Linked DNA regions of Homo sapiens: region 2 is linked to region 1. Evidence: read pairs that join two places in POLR2A ChIA-PET (ENCODE). Cell type or tissue: B cell. All regions are shown on one strand. Each heading gives the region's core, and the rest is flanking DNA. Links, peaks and the distances in the headings are about the cores only. Region 1 has its middle 17 kb from the start of TMEM131. Region 2 has its middle 36 kb from the start of ZAP70.

Region 1 (4,391 bases), core at 235-4,234:
CCCACCTCAGCCTTCTGAGTAGCTGGGATTACACGTGCATGCCACCATGCCCTGATAATTTTAAAATTTTTTTGTAGAGATGGGGTCTTGCAATGTTGCCCATGCTGGTCTGGAGCTCCTGGCCTCAAGTGATCCTCCTGCCTTGGCCTCCCAAAGTGTTGGGATGACAGGAGTGAGCCTCTGTGCCTGGGGGAGCATGCATTTCTAAACCTTTCCTCGACATTTTCGGATCAATGCAGTATAAGGAAAAACATGATTGGGAAATACTCTGGATAGTTTTAGGTATTTAGATTTTGTCAGTCTACTCTTTTGATAAGTAATTCAATATATGTTTACAGGAACATTGTTTTGAATGGGAGCCCATTTCTAGTGCTACCAGTTTTTATTTTTGGTCAGCTTCCCTTTCATCAGTGGGGATGCATACCCAGCTGGCAATTACGCCTCTTTTAGAGGTCATTTGATCCAGCCTTACACTGTGACAAGGCTCTGGGTGTACTGCTGAGGGAATAGTTCCCCTACTGTGCCAGTTGGCTGATTATCTGTGGTTATCCTGTGTATAAAGCATTTTTATAAGTTCACAGACCTCTCTGCTCAAATGTCAGGTCAACATAGAGGCCTCCCTGACCACCTCTAAAATAGCATCTGCCTCCTGTCTCTCTTCATTCCTTTTCCCTACTATATTTATCTTCAGAGCACTTGTCACCACTTGACACATTATATATTTATTTGTTTACTGTCTGTCGCTCACCTTCAAAATGTAGTCTTCAGGAGAAAAGGAACTTGTCCTGTTCTCTGCTTTTCTTTCTCTTCTTTCTTTCTTTTTCTTTCTTTCTTTCCTCCTTCCTTCCTTTCTCTTTCTTTTTCTTCTTCCTTCCTTCCTTCCTTCCTTTCTTTCTCTCTCTCTCCTTCCTTCCTTCCTTCTTTCCGTTTCTTTTTTTTTTTTTTGAGACACAGTTTCACTCTTATTGCCCAGGCTGGAGTGCAGTGGCATGATCTTGGCTCACTGCAAGCTCTGCCTCCTGGGTTCAAGCGATTTTCCTGCCTCAGCTTCCTGAGTAGCTGGGATTACAGGCACCCACCACCACACCTGGCTAATTTTTGTACTTTTAGTAGAGACAAGATTTCACCATGTTCCCCAGGCTGGTCTTAAACTCCTGACCTCAGGTGATATGCCTGCCTTGGCCTCCCAAAGTGCTGGGATTACAGGCATGAGCCACCATGCGCAGCCTCCTGCTATTATGTGTGTTGCCTGACGTGTTGCCTGACATGTGCCTGACATTTGTGTTGTCTCTGACATGTGGTGTTTATAGAACGAATGAATGAAATGAGGGAGTGAATGAATAAATTCTCCCACTGCTAATGGAGGGAGGAAGGAGCAATCTATACTTGAAGAAGTAGAAGGAGCAGGAAGGCCAGGCGCGGTGGCTCACGCCTGTAATCCCAGCACTTTGGGAAGCCGAGGTGGGAGGATCACCTAAGGTCGGGAGTTCAAGACCAGCCTGACCAACATGGAGAAACCCCGTCTCTACTAAAAATACAAAATTAGCTGGGGTGGTGGCGCACACCTGTAATCCCATCTACTCAGGAGGCTGAGGCAGGAGAATTGCTTGAACCTGGGAGGCGGAGTTTGCGGTGAGCTGAGATCACGCCACTGCACTCCAGCCTGGGCAACAAGAGCAAAACTCCATCTCAAAAAAAAAAAAAAAAAAAAAAAAAAAAAGAAGGAGCCGGAAGGTACTCAGGGTATGCCAAGATCTCCATTTGAGCCAAAGAGCAGAGTTAAACAAAGCTAACGACCACAGCGACTCTGTGGCGGGGATATATATGTACCAGTCCACAAATGTGCAAGGAAAAACAACTTCATTTTTCTATAAGTCAACTCAGTTTCTATTCTGAGGCTTGACTTTGACAGGATGAGGCACTTAATAGCTTTAGAGTTGTAGTCCTGCCCCACCTTTGCCCAGAGGTGAGGGGTCGGAGTTGAGGTGCGCCCTACCTGTGCTGGGGTGTAGTGTCTAGTTCATCCTCAGATGCTGAGACAGTGCTCCTGCCTCTCCACACAGGCCAGAGAGACCAGCACTCAGTGGCACCCTGAGCCTCGCCCACCAGGATTTTCCTTTCATCAGTTTTTCCTTGCTCACCCACTGGGTGCTATGACAAGAAGGTGCTTTCTCTACAGCTATCTTCTGCTTTTTAGCCATGGCTTCAGTTTCTGTTCTCAATTCCAGGGTAAGTTTCAGTTCTTTATTTTCATCCCTGATGTAAGACCTGATTCTGAGGTCTAATGATTTGGTAATGAAATGAGGTAGTTTTGCTTGGAGACTCCTACACTGCCCTTTTTTCATCATGAATGTTTTAGAACATTTCCTAACTAAGGCATTTCTTATTAGTATTCCTCCTAAACCAAGTACTTTGTTTCACTTAAATGATGAGTATATATATATTAGAGCCATATTGGTTAATACAGCGTTGGTACTTGGATTTCTTTCATTATAAATTAATTATTTATCTAAATAATTGAAAAAATCCAATTTAAATGGAATCATAGTACTAAAATTTTGTGAGGGAATTTTTAGCACTATTATTAGACACTGTTTTACTTTGTCTGCAAACTGGGGGTTTTAATATAAAATGTTAGGAATTAAAGTAATCGAGGTCAGTAGCCAGCAGTGTATGTCAGTATCATCTGTGGGGGCTTCTTAAAATACAAAAGCCTGGGTCCTATCTGCAAAGGCCCTGATTTGGAGAGTTTCCTGGAGGTCTGAACCCTGTATCCCACGGACCACAAGCCAAAAGTCCAGTCCAGCCCCCTCATTCTTTTTACCGATGAAGAAACTGAAGGTCCCAAAACCACAGGAATTTGTGTAGCCTCCCACATGCGAAAGAAGTGGTTTCAACAAGTACATCCCAGCAGACTCTGACTCCAAAGCCGGGGTAAAGCTTTCTGGGTGACGATGTTTAAAACAGAACGCGATGTTTGTCATGTCTTTGTAATTCTGCAAGTGAAAATGATGAAGATATTCTTTTTACTGGAATCAACCCTCGGGTGGTCAGGTTAGCAGTTCCCAAAGGTCATATTTACATTTTAGCCGAGCCAGTTGTCTAAAGAGAAAGTGTCTTTCTTCCCTGCCTGTGGTGAAGCTTAAGTTTACAACAGGACTGGGGGCATGCAGTGGACACAACCATGATTACGAGAGGGTGGAGAACGCAGGGGACCAGCAACCCCATCACGGCTCAGGGACCCTCACGGGACTTGATGCTCAGAGAGGCAGTTGACACGTATTGCAGGCACACTGGCTGAGTTCCTTCAGGACATGGACAGAGGAGGAGGCCCCGTGACACAGACTCATCTATATCATTGATGTCACTCTCCAGAGAGTTTAAACATGGGCCCGCCTGGGCGTCAGTGTATTCTCACCTGCAGCTAGGATTGAGAACTTTTGCTTTGGGAGACTTTCATTATCCTTTTATGTACATTACTAAAAAGTAGGAGATGGATTGCAGATAATTTAAGATGCCCAACACCACTGCCCTACATGCACGCACATGCATGCCCACCCATGTTAAAGAATGAAAGCCCAAGCCCACGTTATCAACATATCTTAACAACGAGGCCTTGCAGAGTGGTTTGGATGAAGTTGCCACCTTCTTCTTGGTCTAAATGTCTCACTCAAGTAGCCTAACCTTCACTTGGAGAGTAACTGGCTACTTCTCAGTTCTTGCTGCATTCTCTGGCTGGAAGTTGAAGACCACCAGCCACCAGCCCACCAGTCCACCAGCCCACCAGCCTACCAGCCACTAGCCCACCACCCACCAGCCCACCAGCCCCTAGCCCACCAGCCACCAGCCACCAGCCACCAGCCCACCAGCCCACCGGCCCACTAGCCACTAGCTCAGCAGGCCACCAACCACCGGCCCACCAGCCCACCAGTCACTAGCCCACCAGCCACCAGCCACCAGCCCACCATCCCACCAACCCACCAGCCACCAGCCCACCATCCCACCAACCCACCAGTCACCAGCCCACCAGCCCACCAGCCCACCAACCCACCAGCCACCAGCCACCAGCCCACCAGCCCAGCAGAAAAGACAGGATATAGCTTCTCAGTAACTTACATTAGTTCCCTTTCTTAAGAAAATCTTAATATTTGGTCTTTGTATTTGACACTCCTCAGCATCACTACAGTGCGACTGCAGGTGGATTTATTTTCATGTATTCTGCTCATAATTCGTGTGCCTTTTCAGTTTGAGCACTCACCCTTCTTCAATTCTGGTGAATTCTCCTCCATTATCTCTTCAATATGTTGCCTCTCCCTCACTCTCCCTATTCTCTGCTTCAAATCCCTATTTAGATTTATATTGAATTTGTCATTCTACTCTTCACATTACGT
Region 2 (4,391 bases), core at 257-4,256, 260 kb before region 1:
GAACAAACATTTCTTTAAGACATACCATTGACTCATTAATGAGCACATGAAAAGATTCTCAACATTATTAATCATTAGGGAAATGCAAATGAGATAGCACTTCCAAAAGAAAAAAAAAGGTAAAGGAAAAATGGGCAAAAACAACTGTGGGAGTGGATGTGGAGAAGTCAGATCACTCGTGCATTGCTGGTGGGGATGTTACAAAGTGCAGCTGCTTTGTAAAACAGTTTGGCAGTTCTTTAAAAATTTAAACATAGATTAACCATCTGACCCAGGAATTCCACTCCTGGGTAATACTCAAGAGAATGGAAAACGTATGTTCACACAAAAACTGGTACATGAATGCATTGTGTATACAGTGGCATTATTCATAACAGCCAAAAAGTGGAAGTAACTCGAATGTCCATCAACAGATGAGTAGATAAATGTGTGGTATATACATACACGGAAGCCTTATTCAGCCATAAGAAGGAATGAAGTACTGATACATATGCCACAGCAGCCACTGACCTCAAAGACTTTACCGAGGTGACAGGATCCAGACACAAAAAGCCACATATTGTGTGATTCTATTTATATGAAGTGTTAAGCATGGGCAAATCCAGAGAGACAGAAGGTAGATAGTGGTTGCCAGGGGCTAGGGGAAGGACAGTGGGTAGTGACTGCTCATGGGCATGGAAGTTGTTTTTGGAGGTGGGGGAGGTGGCAGTGTTGATGAAATGTTCTGGAATGAGAGAGTGGTGATGGTTGCCCATCACTGTTAATACACTAAAAAGCAGTGAGCTTTATACTCTAAAATGGTTAAAGTGCATTTTGTTTGATGTGAATTTTATCTCAGTGTGAAAAAATCCTGCTGTCAGAAGAGTGTCTATTGGACCTGGCCTGTACTGGCACGAGGTTTTTTTTTTTTTTTTTTTTTTTTTTTTTTTTTGCTATTGGTGACTGGCCGAGCCATCTGTTGTGAAGATGGCTGCTTTGTAGTGTGGAAGGCTGTGGGCAGGACATGTCTGCCAACTCTAATGCAGACACTTCCCAGGAACTAATGACTATTAGTCTTTGTAATGCATCTTGAAGCCAAGTGTCTAGATTTTAAAACCCCAGTGTGGGAAACACTGACGGTGAAATTTCCCAAGTAACGGGTGGCCTGTACCTAATCCACAAGGATAGAGTGATAGGCATGTGGCTTCTCTGCCTGACTCTCCATGTCTGTGTGGTGTAAAATATCTCACCTGAGGCCATGTTTCTTACCTGTTGAAAGTTTATTAGCACAGGGCAATGGCTACATTAGGAATATTTATTCACAATGTTGATGATGGGGCTAAACCCAGAATGGTTGGGGAAAACCAGTTCCTTATAATCGATGTGTTGGTACAGTATTTATAATAAATGATTAAAAACTGTTAATCCACTTGGCAAGTTTAAAGCAGGTTTTCTTTGATCAAGAAGAAGCTCTATTTTGTTTTTTTTAAGAAGTCATGGCTCTTCCTTCTCTCTGTAATTTCGTATTGGTCTGATTTTCATCAGGCGAGGAGGCAACAGGCTGGTGGCTATGAAGAGTCCGTTCTGCTTCCCCGCCTGCCATGGGCTGGGCTAGTGAACTGCAGGGGTGTTCTCCATGGAGCAGAAGAACCAGGGTCTTTCTCACTTATGATGCTGCTAGACTGACCCCTGGTGGCCTCTGTGCTGCGACTGGCTGCGTGAGGCCAGGTGCGGGTTCTGGGCCATCCCCTCACTCCCTGTTCACTGCCATATGCTAGCTGGGCGGGGTTCCCTCCCACTCAGGGTGTTCTCAATGGGGCACCTACCCAGCATGCACTCTCCAAGGTTCCCGCCACCTCTAAAAGACACTGGATTCTAATTTTATAAAACGTACAGCACCGTAGCACTGTAAGGCCAAATTCTAGTTTCCATATATAGCTTCCCATAACATTGCTCCTGAAAGCGGAGCCACAGGCTTTCCCTCCCGTGGGAGGCCATGAGCCCGGGGCTGATTGCGGATCTCATGTGCTCTTCTTAGGTCCGTGACGGTTTAGTCTGGGAGTGCGTTTGTAGAGGGAGTATTGCTTACAGTGGATGTGACACTTCCCTTTTTTTTTTTTTTTTTTTTTTTGAGACGGAGTCTCGCTCTGTCGCCCAGGCTGGAGTGCAGTGGCGCAATCTCGGCTCACTGCAAGCTCCGCCTCCCGGGTTCACGACATTCTCCTGCCTCAGCCTCCCGAGTAGCTGAGACTACAGGCGCCCGCCACCAAGCCCGGCTAATTTTTTGTATTTTTAGTAGAGACGGGGTTTCACCGTGTTAGCCAGGATGGTCTCGATCTCCTGACCTCGGGATCCGCCTGCCTCGGCCTCCCAAAGTGCTAGGATTGCAGGCATGAGGCACCGCGCCCGGCTGACACTTCCTATTTTTACAAAAGGCACAGACTAATAGCACGCATAGTGCGCTGTCTGTGTGGGAAAGGAGGGAGATGGGAGTGCTTTTCCCAAAAGGACGTTTATAGAGCAGGGACAAGGGAATGATGGCAATAGGTCTTTCTAGGCAGCAGCAAGCCCTGCTGGCTTTGGAGTTCCGGGTGGGCAATGACTGTCAGGGGTCAGGTCTGTGAGAGTTGCTAGGAGCATGCATTCTGCAGAAGCGGGAGGGGACTGACGGCAAAGGAATTAAGTTACAGAAGGATCCTGAATGCATGAAAATTTGCAGCCCCACATTGCCTTAACTGGAAAAGGAGGTGGTGCTTTGTGGGCATAGGAATCTGATGCAGCCTCCTCTCCCTGCTGCAAAATATCTGGCTGGGAGGAATGGTCCAAATCCAGTCCCTCTAAGAACCTTGTCCCTGGACATGCTGCCGCAGTTCTGCTGAGAGGCGGGGCTGAGGCAAACGGGAGCCCAGGCTGGCGGTGGACCCAGTGGTGAGGGTGGGAGGGATGAGGGCGTGGGAGGAGGGGCCCCAGGCAGTGGCAAGGAGCTCAGGAGGCTCCAGATTGGTGGCCTCATGCCCCCTGCCAAATGAGTTCCATCCCCATCAGGAAGTTGCCATTTCTAGGGGTTTAACACTGGGAAATGTCTTTGGAATACCACAGTAACAGACAATAGGAAGTGCTACCACTTATTTATTTGGCCTCATGTTTCACACCATCCTCCTGAGGATGTTTGTTTTGCATATAGGGAAACTGAGGCTCTGAGAGGGGCAGAGTGTGCCCAAGGGCCATGATCAGTAAATGGCAGAGCCAGGACTGGAACCCAGGCCACACTCATCCATGCCACTGCACTCATGTGTACACCCAAATGGTCAACGCCCTTCCCCGCAGTGCAGCAGCAACGCACCGCAGTTAAAGCAGCTGGGCTTGTTGCTCCCTGCAGCAAGGGGGACCCAAACAACAGTGAGCTGGGGTGTCTCCTAAGAGGGTGTCAGGAAGTAGCAATTGTAGGATGTGGGCCTTGGTTATTAGCTTATTTGGGGGGTGGGTCTATGGAGTCAGGGGTTTGCTCTGGAGTGGAGGCTGGCTCAAGAGTGTCTAATGAACGCAGTCTATAGTTACACCAGAGTTAACAGTTTTTTCCTGTCTGTTGTAAAGCGAGTTGTTGAATCGCATGATGAAAGAAATGGTGTGCAGTACCATCTAAAACTCTAGACAGGAGATACTAGCCAACCATTTACAGGTAATTACGAGAAACGCAAGGACTGTTAGTCCTCGTAACAGGTCTGCAAGACAAGGGCCTAGAGCGCCTCCAGGTAATGGGCGCATGTTCCAGAAGCCAGCTGGGTTGGCTTTAGAGGTCAAGGCTTTTTCTAATAGTCACAAACTGTCCTGTTCCCCTGTGGTGTTTTTCTAGGTATAAAAAAGGAGTATTTGTTATGGCATGACCTGTCCCTTTGCTGGCTAAGAGGAAAATAAAGCTTATATGACTGTCCTTGATAACTCTAAAGAATGGACTTAGATTAGTCGGTTGGACTTTCAGAGCAGAGTGGTCTCGTTTATGGCTTCAGCTAAAATTACCAACTAGTTTTGAACTCTCTCTCTAGTCGTTTTATTCCTTTGGTGGGAACTGGAGTTTGCAGAGTATGCATGAAGAGCAAATCAAGGATCGCTACTGGAAGGTTTTGGAATCATCTATGATAATTTTACGCTGGATTGCTGGGTATTCTTTCAAAGAATGGATTACTGGAGACGTGGGTGTTGTAAATATCTGAACATATCTAACCACTCTGAATATACATGAGTGTGTGGCAGACCAATATAAGCCTGACATGGGCTAATAAGATGTAGTGTCCCACTGAAGCACAGATCGTATGGGGAGCATATTATTATAATAGCAATAAATTTCGTGTCTTTGTGTGCCTTTTGTACAGAAGCTGTAGATCACGTAGAGGCGGGTGTGTTTTGGATATACT

The links. ChIA-PET counts read pairs that join two places held together with the same protein. Peaks named below come from ENCODE experiments on the same cell type or tissue, not always from the same donor. Only the 100,000 strongest peaks of a DNase experiment are listed, where the experiment ranks them.
Region 2: POLR2A ChIA-PET joins it to region 1 with 5 read pairs; 1 of 35 experiments calls an interaction of 5 or more read pairs at or near these places.

The regions. Positions count from the first base shown.
Region 1 is chr2:98,010,657-98,015,047 of GRCh38, forward strand. No RefSeq gene overlaps it. Among named protein-coding and RNA genes, the nearest start is that of TMEM131, 17 kb to the left of the region's middle. RefSeq lists an enhancer at 1,916-2,375. In B cell, for the core only: no CTCF peak of the experiment used is centred there; DNase peaks (open chromatin) are centred at 549, 2,185 and 3,025; H3K4me3 peaks cover 1,702 bases; H3K27ac peaks cover 3,199 bases.
Region 2 is chr2:97,746,918-97,751,308 of GRCh38, forward strand. It overlaps a transcript of ZAP70 not described here. Among named protein-coding and RNA genes, the nearest start is that of ZAP70, 36 kb to the left of the region's middle. RefSeq lists enhancers at 1,826-1,875, 1,886-1,935. In B cell, for the core only: CTCF peaks have their summits at 1,633 (motif pointing left) and 1,835; DNase peaks (open chromatin) are centred at 1,824 and 2,004; H3K4me3 peaks cover 328 bases; H3K27ac peaks cover 1,035 bases.